Linked DNA regions of Homo sapiens: region 1 is linked to region 2. The links are chromatin loops, found by intact Hi-C in ENCODE. Cell type or tissue: mammary epithelial cell. All regions are shown on one strand. Each heading gives the region's core, and the rest is flanking DNA. Links, peaks and the distances in the headings are about the cores only. Region 1 holds the start of CERS1 (ceramide synthase 1). Region 2 has its middle 45 kb from the start of HOMER3.

Region 1 (5,360 bases), core at 1-5,000, 92 kb before region 2:
TTTGGGAGGCTGAGGCGGGCAGATCATGAGATCAGGAGATTGAGACCATCCTGGCTAACACGGTGAAACCCCGTCTCTACTAAAAATACAAAAAATTAGCCGGGCGTGGTGGCGGGCGCCTGTGGTCCCAGCTACTCAGGAGGCTGAGGCAGGAGAATGGCGTGAACCCAGGAGGCGGAGCTCACAGTGAGCCGAGATCGCGCCACTGCACTCTAGCCTGGGCGACAGAGCGAGACTCCATCTCAAAAAAAGAAAAACAACCACATCCAGAACAGAACTCAAGCTGCTGCCTCAGCTCTCTGCAGCCACCCTCCTCCTGTCCCCATGAAACGTGAGTGCCTCCGGGCCTTTGCACGTGCTGTTACCGACACCTGGAATGCCTGCCTGGACCCACACAGGGGTCCTTCCAGGATGTCTTCCCTGAGCTCCAACACGGCCAGATACCCCCTTTCCTGTCCCCAGGGATCACCTTTGTCTTGGGGCTGGCTTAACTTCTGAGACACCCATAGGAGCTCTGATTCTGATAAGCATCCCCTTACACTGTTCTTTTTTTCTTTTCTTTTTTAATACAGAGTCTCGCTCTGTTGCCCAGGCTGGAGTGCAGTGGCGCGAACTCGGCTCACTGCAACCTCTGCCTCCCAGGTTCAAGCGATTCTCCTGCCTCAGCCTCCCGAGTAGCTGGGATTACAGGCGCCCACCACACCCGGCTAATTTTTTGTATTTTTAGTAGAGACGGGGTTTCACCATGTTAGCCAGGATGGTCTCGATCTCCTAACCTCGTGATCCACTCACCTTGGCCTCCCAAAGTGCTGGGATTACAGGCGTGAGCCACTGCGCCTGGCCCTCTTTTTCTTTTTTGATACAAGACAGGGTCTCACTCTGTCGTCCAGGCTGGAGTGCAGTGGCGTGCTCATAGCTCCCCTTGGCCTCCAACTCCTGGGCTCCAGTGATCCTCCTGCTTCTGCCTCATGAGTAGCTGGGACCACAAGCCTGGCGTCTTTGTGTTTTAAGCAGAGCCCTCCCGGCCATCCCCTCAGGGCCCCTACCGTAGAAGACAGATGGTGGGTCATGGAAGAAGGGGTAGTCGGTGCCAAACAGCAGGTAGGCACTGTAGCTCCAGCTGCCCAGGTAGAAGAGAAACTTCCAAGCGCTCTCGGGCATCTTGGCGGCATCTCTGGGCTGGAGGCAGCACCGCTTCGCCAGGGGCTATGGGGGAGAAGACAGGCGGGCAGCCATTGGTGCTGGGGGCCAGAGACTGCTCCTTTGGGGTGGGGAAACTGAGGCCCAGGGACTCCCCAGGCCGGGCAGCACTGGGAAGGCCTGTCCCCCATGCCCACAGCCACCTGGAGCATAAACAGAGCCCACAGGCGCCTGCCAAGGCTAAACTTAGTGCCCAGCTGTCCGGCCGCCGCGGTGCTGGGAGGGGAGTGAGGGGGGAGGCCCCGAGGGGAGCAGGAGGGCTCTGGGGGCCAGAAGGGGGACACTTGGGCTTACGATGAGGGAGACGGATGGATGCGTCAGCCCAAGGGAGTTGGGCTGGTGGGGGTGACCCTTGAAGGGAACATGGAGGGGGTTATATGGGGGCATCTTGGGAAACACAGAGAGCCCCATGGGACCGACACAGAGGGGAGAGGAAGAACTTGTGAGGAAGCCGCCCCCTCAGTGGGAGATTCTGGAGAGGCTAGAGGGCTGGGAGAGACTAGGGGGAAGGTGTGGCGGGGACATGGGAACCTGGGGGCGATGAAAGGGGAGGAGGGGCTGGAGGCAGAAAAAGGGGACAGGAGGCGGAAAAGGTGTCACAGGCGAGGTGAGACCCTGAGGGGACATTGGGAGTGCAGAGGAAGCTGCTGGCTCCAAGGCAGGGGTTGGGGAGTGCGGTGGGTGGGTGGGTGGCGGGGCGCGGCTCCAGAGCTGCCCGGCCAAGCCCCACCCCTGGACAAGTCCCACCCCCTTCCCAGAGGCTGAGGGGGCCGGAGCCCAGAGCACCCAGCAGTTGTCATGGAGACAGCTGGAGCCGGCTCCGGTAACCCCTGGCAACCAGGCTGCTGCCAAGAAGATCAGCTTTGGAACACCCGGCAGCCCCTCCACCCATTTCTGAGGAAGGGCGAGCCTCGAAATGGGGCGAGCACCCCACCCAAGGGGCTGGGGAGGGCCCCCGGGGCTCGGCCCTGGTAGTCTACCAGCCGCCACATCCTCCTGTCCCGCAGGGGTGGGGGACGGCTTGCCCTCCTGGGTCTCGGGCTTCCCAGCTGGAAACTGGGAAGAAGGCAGGGGCAACAAGCAGGATAAAGACCACTGCGGACCCAGGGAGGGGCCCTGGACAGCCCTGTCTCCCCCTCCCACAGTAGGGGTGTGGCTGGGGTCTCTCCCTCATGTGGGTGATATGGGGACGGGAGTGGGGAGAGTGGCAGTCAGACAACATCCCATCATCGACCTCACAAGGGCCAGCCTCTTCCCGGCCAGCAGAGAAAGGCCCCTTTGTTGGCGCTGGGCACATTGTCCCTGCACCCTCCAGCCAGACGGGCGGGGTGACACCAGCTGGTCCACGGGGGTGTCCAGGCCAAGCTAAAGGCCCAAACACCTTCCAACCAGCTCCTGCCACAGCGACCCCTCCCCAGGGAAGTGAGTGGGGTCAGGCGCCAATGTCACCATCATGGTCACTCTCTCGCAGGGGCGATGGTCTCCGCAGAAACTGGGGAATTCTGCTGTCGCCTCTTGGAGGCAGCACAGTCCAACCCTGAAGCCCCGGGCCATGTCACCTCCAAGGGAGCGACCACTGGCGTGGCCAGAGCACCCAGGCCCTTGCCATCCCTGGTCGGAGGGTGGCGCTGACCCCAGATAGGCACAAGGCAGCGACCGGGCAGCTCCTGCCTCTTCCCGATTACAGCGGGCAAGCCGGCCCCGCCGCCGCACGGACCCAGCAGAAAACGGGCAGCGGACCTCGCTCCGGGCCGGGGCGCAGCCCGCATGGCAGGGAGGCGCATGGCGCAGGCCGCGGTGCGCCGAGCCCTCCCGTTCCCGGTCCTGGGCTTCTCAGTGTCTGGCTCGGCCCTGCCGGAAAGAGCGCGCGGTGGCCGGAGCCATCCACCGCGCGGGGCCCCCTGGTCCCAAACTGACCGGAAAGGGCCGTGCCTCGGTCCCCCACGTCTCAAACATCCCACCTGTCTCGGGCCCCCCATGTCCCAGACTCACCCCAGCCCGGCCACACCCCCGCATCTACCCGGTTCCCCCACGCAGCACTGTCTGAAGGGGGCGCGCGGCGGCCCGAGAGACCTTATCCTGGGGCTCCAACGTCCTGGGCCTCTCCAGCCCGAGGCCCCCACCCACGTTCCGGCGACCCCTTCATCCGCAGCAGCCAGCGCTGGAAGAAAGGAACGCGCCGGCGGCCCCAGGTCCCCGGTCCCGGCTTCCCCCAGTCCGGGGTCCCCTCGTCCCGGCCCCCGGCCACACTGACCCGAAAGAGGCGCGCAGTGGCCGCGGAGCGCAGGGCGGTCCAGCCCAGCGCGCCGAGCGCCAGCAGCAGCAGCTCGGGCGGCGCCAGGTGCGCGTGCTCAGCCAGGCCGCGACGCGCCAGCCCCCAGCCGCAGTCCGTGCAGCCCCGCGCCGCCGCCAGCGCGCTGCCCCAGCCGCGCTGCACTAGCTGCGCGTAGCTCGGCATGGGCTCGGGCCCCGTCGGCCCCGCCGCGGGCCCCGCCGCCGCCATACCGCCCGCTCGCCCGCCGTGCCCGTCGCCTGCGCCCGCCCGCGGTAGCCGACGGAGCCGCGCGCCCCGCGTCACGCGCCGCAGCTGGGCCGGGGGCGCGCGGGCGGGAGAGCGGAGGGCGGAGGGGCGGGACCGGCGCAAGCTCCGCCCCGCTGGGGGCGCGGCTGGGGGGCGGCCAGCGGGGACGCGGGGCGCCCTGGAGGCGGGCCCGCGCCCCTGCCCGTTTCCCAGCAGAGAAACCCAGGCGCGGGGGCCGGAGCTGGGGGCCCGTTGGACCTGGACCCCGAGAGACCCCGCGCACCGCCGTGTCGCGCCCCCATGCCTGCCCCGCGCGCCCCCCGCTCCCCCACCCCACCGCGCCGTGCCCGTGACGGGGGGCACGGGGGACACTAGCAGGCAGTCCCCTCGACTGGCGACCCCCGCTTCTCCCGGCCCTCCAGCACGCCACGCCGCTCCCGCTCCATCGCCCCGGCCCGCTCCGACCTCACCGTTCTTGGAGCCCTCGCTCCTTCTCAAGGACCCGAGGCCTGGCACGCCTTGGCACAGTCTTGGGACCATCCCGTGGCCCTCCCGCATTCAGGAGGCGTAGGCTCAATGAAACATTCTCATTCTTCAAAAGGACACGGCCCACGCCAGGGCGTTGGGAGGCGCACCTAGTGGAGACGCAGCTCTCTGCCCTACACCAGGAGCTTGGCAATGGGGTTCCAGCTTGGACGCGGGTACCCTGGGCACTTCCCAGGCATCTTCTTCTGCAGGTCTGCACAGCGGGCTACTGGGACAAAGGTGTGATGGGGGCTGCTGAGATTAGGGGGTTCTCTGAGGGTCACTTGCTGCTGTGACCCTGGGGAACCCGGGGGGGGGGCTCCCCAACATCAGGTTAATACATGAGTTGCAGAGAGGCTGCAGGAGTGGGTGCCAACGTGGGAGGGACTCCCAATCTGGATCGACTGTGACATCATTGGGACCACCATAAGTGACTTTCCAATGCACTGTTCATTGACAAGGCCCTGTGCCCAAAGCCACTGAAGGCCATCGAGGAAGACACTGGTCACCTCTGTTAGGACCGCCATCTCCCCAGGCACTGCTGCACCCCCCCTCCATCCTAGCCCGCAGGATGTCCCCACACCTGGCCTTCAAGGTGCAGGATGCAGGGATGAGTCCTGCAGCAGCCGCGCTGGCTCCCGAACACCTGCACCTGAACTTCAGGGGCACAGGTGAACACACCTTCCCCTTGCCCCACACCGAGTCCCCCACAACACATCCAGGTGGCCCTGCATCTGGCCACTTCTCTGCATCTGCACAGCCTTGCCCCCCGCTCCCCGCCACCACCACCACTACCACCACTACCCTCTTCCGTCTGGTATCCTGGCTTCCTCCTCACCCCACAGAGGTGAGAAGGTGGCTGCGACGCTGTTGGCCTGTTCCTCGTCTGCTTGCAGCCCTCTATGGCTCCTGTTCCACTCAGGGAAAGCCCAAGTCCTCACTGGCTGCCCTCACAGCGCCCTGTTTCCCTCCGCCTGTGGGCTTTTCTGCTGTTCTTCCAACATGCCAAGCTCTGTCCTGCCTCAGGGCCTTTGCACTAGCTGTTCCCCCCTCCTGAAATGCTGTTCCCCTAGGTACCTGCATGGCTCTTCTGCCACCTGCTCAGGCTGCCCCC
Region 2 (5,363 bases), core at 131-5,130:
ATGGTGGTGCCTGCCTGTAGTCCTAGCTACTTGGGAGGCTGAGGCAAAATAATTGCTTGAAACTGGGAGGTGGGGGTTACAGGGGGTTGCAGTGAGCCCAGATTGAGCTGCTGTACTCCACCAGCCTGGGCAACAGAGTGAGACTCTGTCTCAAAAAAAAAAAAAAAAAAAAAAAAAAAAAAAAAAGAAGAAGAAGAAGAAGAAGGTTTTCTGCGTTCTGAGGGACTTAGTTGCTCCCAGACATCTCTGCCTCTTGCAACAACCTGCCAAGAACGTGGAGAGCCAGAAAGGAGAGGGTGAACATCTCTGGACTGAAACAGGGAAACTGTCAAAGGCTCTAGAGTAGGCAGGTGGGACGTCCAAGCCAGAAAGGACAGGTTTGCTCTGGGTTCCTTGCAAGTGACCTCCATGGGGTTCGGGGCTGAGACGGAGCCTACAACGTTGTCTAAGGCCACATTTCAGACAACTGCCAGAGAATGGTTGTTTTACCAAATAGCTGGCCAGCACACGGGGTCTATGTCTCTGTGTCTTTTGGCTAGGTTATTCACACCCCACCCTCGTCAGCTGTCAGGGTTACCCTGGGGAATGTCAATTCCAGGCACTTCTGGTTCCAGTGGGCATTCAGGCAAAGGGTGCTCCAGCAGCCCAGGGTAGCCCTGATACCCTGCACAGGTGCCTGCCATTAAATGGGGCTGGAACCGAGGGGTATAGATGGAACAGTTCAGAATTGCTTTCATTCCTGCCCTGCCCTTCCAGACTGCTCTTTTAAAAGGTGTAAATCAGGCCAGGCATGGTGATACATGCCTGTAGTCCCAGCTACTCAGGAGGCTAAGGCTGGAGGATCATTTCAGCCCAGGAGGTCAAGGCTGCAGAGAGCTATGATCATGCCACTGTACTCCAGCCTGGGCTACAGAGTGAGATGCCGTCTTAAAAATAATAATGATAATGATGATAAATTTTTTGTTTGTTTTTGAGACAGAGTCTTACTCTGTCACTCAGGCTGGAGTGCAGTGACGCCATCCCGGCTCGCTGCAACCTCCACTTTCCGGGTTCAAGTGATCTTCTCGCCTCAGCCTCCCGAGTAGCTGGAACTATGTGTGTGTACCACCATGCCTGGCTAATTTTTGTATTTTTAGTACAAACGGAATTTTGCCGTCTTGCCCAGGCTGGTCTCAAACTCCTGACCTCAAGCGATCCGTCTGCCTTGGCCTCCCAAAGTGCTGGGATTACAAGCATGAGCCACCGCACCATGACAAAAGCCCCTCTCTACTAAAAAATACAAAAATTAGCTGGGCATGGTGGCGCGTGCCCATAGTCCCGGCTACTCAGGAGGCTGAGGTGGGAGGATTGCGTGAATCTTGGAGGTGGAGGTTGCAGTAAGCCGAGATGGCACCACTACACTCCAGCCTGGGCGACAGAGTAAGACCCTGTCTCAAAACGAAAACCAACAAATAAAAATGTGTGGTGAATGAATGAATGAATGAATGAGTGAACAGACAAGATGTAAAAAGCCGATCAGAGCCTCTGCCAAGGAGATGTCAGAGGGTTTTTCACAGCAGCCTTTGAACAATGGCCCTGGGAGGAAGCCAGGCTTATTTCCCCATTTGACACAGGAAGAAACTGTCTTGGTTCAAATCTGATCCTTTTTTCTCCTAAGACCACAGCTGCCTCCGAAACAAAGGCCGACAATTGCTGCCAGCAAGTGCTTTGCTGTTTTTACTTCCTCTAAACATTCTTCAGTGGATTTTCCTTTCAAACTGGTTGTAAGGAGGCACATGGCTGGGTGTTGGTGGGGGGTGGCACCCCTGCCCGGACCCCACACGCTTCCCTACCACGTGGCCGGTTTGGAGTAGACCCATCTTTGTGCTGAAACACAGCCCAACATTGCCATATACGGGGGGCTTGTCTACATTTTACAAGATTTTTACAAAAATGATGCTACACTTTGCAAATGGATTTATTTTTTTTGAGACAAGGTCATACTCTGTCACCCAGGCTGGAGTGCAGTGGTACAATCACAGCTCACTGCAGCCTTGACCTCCCGGGCTCAAGTGATCCTTCCTCCTCAGCCTCCCAAGTAGGTGGGACTACAGGCATGTGCCACCATGCCCGGCTAGGGTTTCTTTTTTTTTTAATAGAGATGGGGTCTTGTTACGTTGCCCAGGCTGGCCTTGAATTCCTGGCCTCAAGCAGTGCTCTTTCCTCTCCCTCCTAAAGTGCTGGGATTGCAGGTGTGAGCCACCACGCCCAGCTTGGAACATCTTTATTTTAAGATGAGCATGCTGGGGCCTCAGGGAGTGAAGTGAATTTTCCAAAGTCACTCGTTGTGACCAGGACACTGGAGTCAAGGCCCTTTCATCATGTCATGGGGTCTAGGTAAGGACTCAGGAAACTTCATTTATTTATTTATAGATAGAGTTTTGCTTTTGTAGCCCAGGCTGGAGTACAGTGGTGCGATCTCGGCTCACTGCAACCCCCGCCTCCTGGATTCACGCGATTCTCCTGCTTCGGCCTCCGGAATAGCTGGGATTACAGGCATGCACCACCACACCCAGCTAATTTTTGCATTTTTAGTAGAGACGAGGTTTCACCATGTTGGCCAGGCTGGTCTCGAACTCCTGACCTCAGGTGATCTGCCTGCCTCGGCCTCCCAAAGTGCTGGGATTACAGGCGTGAGCCACCACGCCTGGCCTTTGTTTTAAGGAGGAGGAGTCAGCCAATGGGATGCCTCAAGGACTGGGTCCACTGACACAGAACAATGGAAACAGATCAGCGATGTCTGAGTTCACAGCATGCGGGTGCTGCTCCTAAGAACCCTTCTGTAGATGCTACTGTTCTCCCCATTTGCAAATGAGGAAGCTGACACTCAGAGATGTGGATCACCCGCCCCAGGTTACACAGCACAGAGAGGACATGTTAGGACTGAGGATTCAAATTCTTAAGGTTTGCTTTCCTCCTGGCAAAAGCAAGTCATGAAGGCGTGGAAGCTGAAATCTCGAGGCTAACGCTCCCCTTTTCACACCTGGCCACAAGCTGCAAGAACTGGGAGTTGGTGCTCCCATGAGTCCAACCTGAGGATTCGCTGGAGAAAAATTCAGCCAAGAAAAGCTCAGCTCGTGAGGTCCCCCTCCTGGGCTGTGAAGGAAGCGGATAGTGCCAGTCATTACAGAGCCGCAATTCCTGAGTGTTAAAGTTCTCAGGGCCATGAGTATGGACTTCGTGGGAAATAGAAGCACCGTGTAGACCTATGCATGTGTGTATGTCTGTGTGCATACGTGTGCATGTCTCTGTGTATGTATGTGCATGTGTGCACGCATTCGCACATGGCGTTGCACAGGGTGTGTCCATGTGTACGCAAGTGTGTGTATATAGGGAGCTTCTAAATCAGATGAAACCAACTGGAAATCCGGATACTGATGTTTAGAATTCAAGCTCTGGAGTCAGACTGCCCCAGGCCTCAGTTTTTCCATTGGGAAATGGGCTGATCCTCCCCGGATGAGAGCACTGGAGTCCAGAGAGGCCAATGACGATCAGATTTATCTCAGTATATGGTCTGTGCTGTGGGCCTTGAGGCTGAAATTTTGTGAGCTCCTTTAATTCTCTTTTTTGTGTGTGTTGGGGGTTGGCGGCAGGGTCTTGCTCTGTCGTCCAGGCTGGGCTGCAGTGGTGCATTCATAGCTCACTGCAGCCTCCAGCTCCCTGGCTCAAGCAATCCTTCAACCTCAGCCTCCCGAGGAGCTGGGACTACAGGTGGGACTATCATGCCCTGCTAACAAAAACGTTTCTTTTTGTAGAGGTGGAGCCTCCCTATGTTGCCTAGGCTGCAGCCCCAGCATTCATTAATCATCCCCGGCTCCTACCTCTGCCCAGCCCTTAATCCCCCGAACATATGATGGGGATTAATCCCCCAAACCCTTGGGGGGGATTAATCCCCCAAACATATGGGGATGGGGGGACTTGTGACAACTTACCACTCTTTCCCTGGATAGCTCCTCTATGGAATGTGGTAGAGTTTGGGGGCCACCCAACCCTCAGGCTGGCCAGGGAGGGGTGGGCAAGGGGAGCTGAGAAGGGCTTGGGGATCCTCACGAGGGAAAACTGAGGCCCAAGCGGGTGGGATGTGAAAGGATCAGTCGGTAACAAGACCAGTCCCTCTGAACCCTCTAAGAGAGGTCCTGGGTAACCGTATGTATTTAACCCTGCAAGCTGTTGGCTACATTTCACTGGAGAAAATGCAGGCGTGGAGGGTCCCACCGCTTGACCACCTCGGGGAGGACTGACTGTGAGCAGAGGGTCAGTAATAGCGTCCCTGTTGCTGGCACATCTCTGGCCCTCAAAACACCACCCTCCACCATGGGTGGGCATTGGGGTAGTATGTGGACACAGGGGAGATAGAGGCCTGGCTGGGCCCCTCAGGGAACACGGTGACCCCAAACCACCACAGGCTCCTGCACTGTTGAGGTGGGGCTGGTGACAGGGTGGGGGTGACAGGGACAGAGTTGAGGGACCTGGAGGAGGTAGAGAGAGTCAGCAGTCAGGTCCATATCCCAAGAGGTCAGGGTTTGGGGGGTGAAGCTGGCATTGGAGCCCAGCCTAAGGGCCAGTGCCTGCCAGAGACACCTGCAGGAACCACAGCCCCCACTGTCCCGGAGAGGCAGGGAAACTAGGGAATTGGGACATCAGCAGGGTCACCCCAAAGTTAGATGGCACATGAACTGTGTGGAGGGAGGCAGCAAGGTGAGGAGACCCTCAGGAGGACCCTTTGTTCTCATATGCTATTTCCTGGACTTTGTCCACAAAGAAGCCCATTCTAGGATGTAGGGCCCAAACCCAAATGGCTAGGCGTGGAGAACCTGTTAGCTAAATGACAAGCCATCATACATACATGTGTATATGTAAGTTTATTTCAGGTTTGTATTTTTAGATATAGGGTTGCCCAGGCTGGAGTACTGTGATGCAATCTCAATTCACCACAGCCTCCAATCCTGGGCTCAAGTGATCCTCCCACCTCAGCCTCTCCAGTAGCTGGGATTACAAGCACAGGCTGCCACACATGGCTTCAGAATTTTTTTTTTTTTTTTTTGAGACCAAGGGTCGCTCTTGTTGCCCAGGCTGGAGTGCAGTGGCGCGATCTCGGCTAAACGCAACCTCTGCCTCCAGGGTTCAAGCGATTCTCCTGCCTCAGCCTCCCGAGTAGCTGGGATGACAGGCATGCGCCACCATGCCTGGCTAACTTTTGTATTTTTAGTATAGATGAGGTTTCTCCATGTTGGTCAGGCTGGTCTTGAACTCCCAACCTCAGGTGATCTGCCCACCTCCACCTCCCAAAGTGCTGGGATTACAGGCGTGAGCCACCGCGCCCA

The links. A loop is a pair of places that touch in the nucleus more often than their neighbours do. Peaks named below come from ENCODE experiments on the same cell type or tissue, not always from the same donor. Only the 100,000 strongest peaks of a DNase experiment are listed, where the experiment ranks them.
Region 1: it touches region 2 in a loop (14-fold over the local background); 20 of 110 quality-filtered maps call a loop at or near these places.

What each region holds. Positions count from the first base shown.
Region 1 is chr19:18,892,370-18,897,729 of GRCh38, forward strand. It overlaps CERS1 (ceramide synthase 1), which reads right to left and starts at 3,789. Exons shown (of 8, transcript NM_021267.5): 1 at 3,455-3,789; 2 at 1,047-1,206. The coding sequence starts at 3,703. It overlaps GDF1 (growth differentiation factor 1), which reads right to left and starts at 3,789. Exons shown (of 8, transcript NM_001492.6): 1 at 3,455-3,789; 2 at 1,047-1,206. RefSeq lists a silencer at 2,790-2,839. In mammary epithelial cell, for the core only: a CTCF peak has its summit at 2,791; no DNase peak of the experiment used is centred there; H3K4me3 peaks cover 617 bases; H3K27me3 peaks cover 1,262 bases.
Region 2 is chr19:18,983,803-18,989,165 of GRCh38, forward strand. No RefSeq gene overlaps it. Among named protein-coding and RNA genes, the nearest start is that of HOMER3, 45 kb to the left of the region's middle. In mammary epithelial cell, for the core only: a CTCF peak has its summit at 3,130; a DNase peak (open chromatin) is centred at 3,069.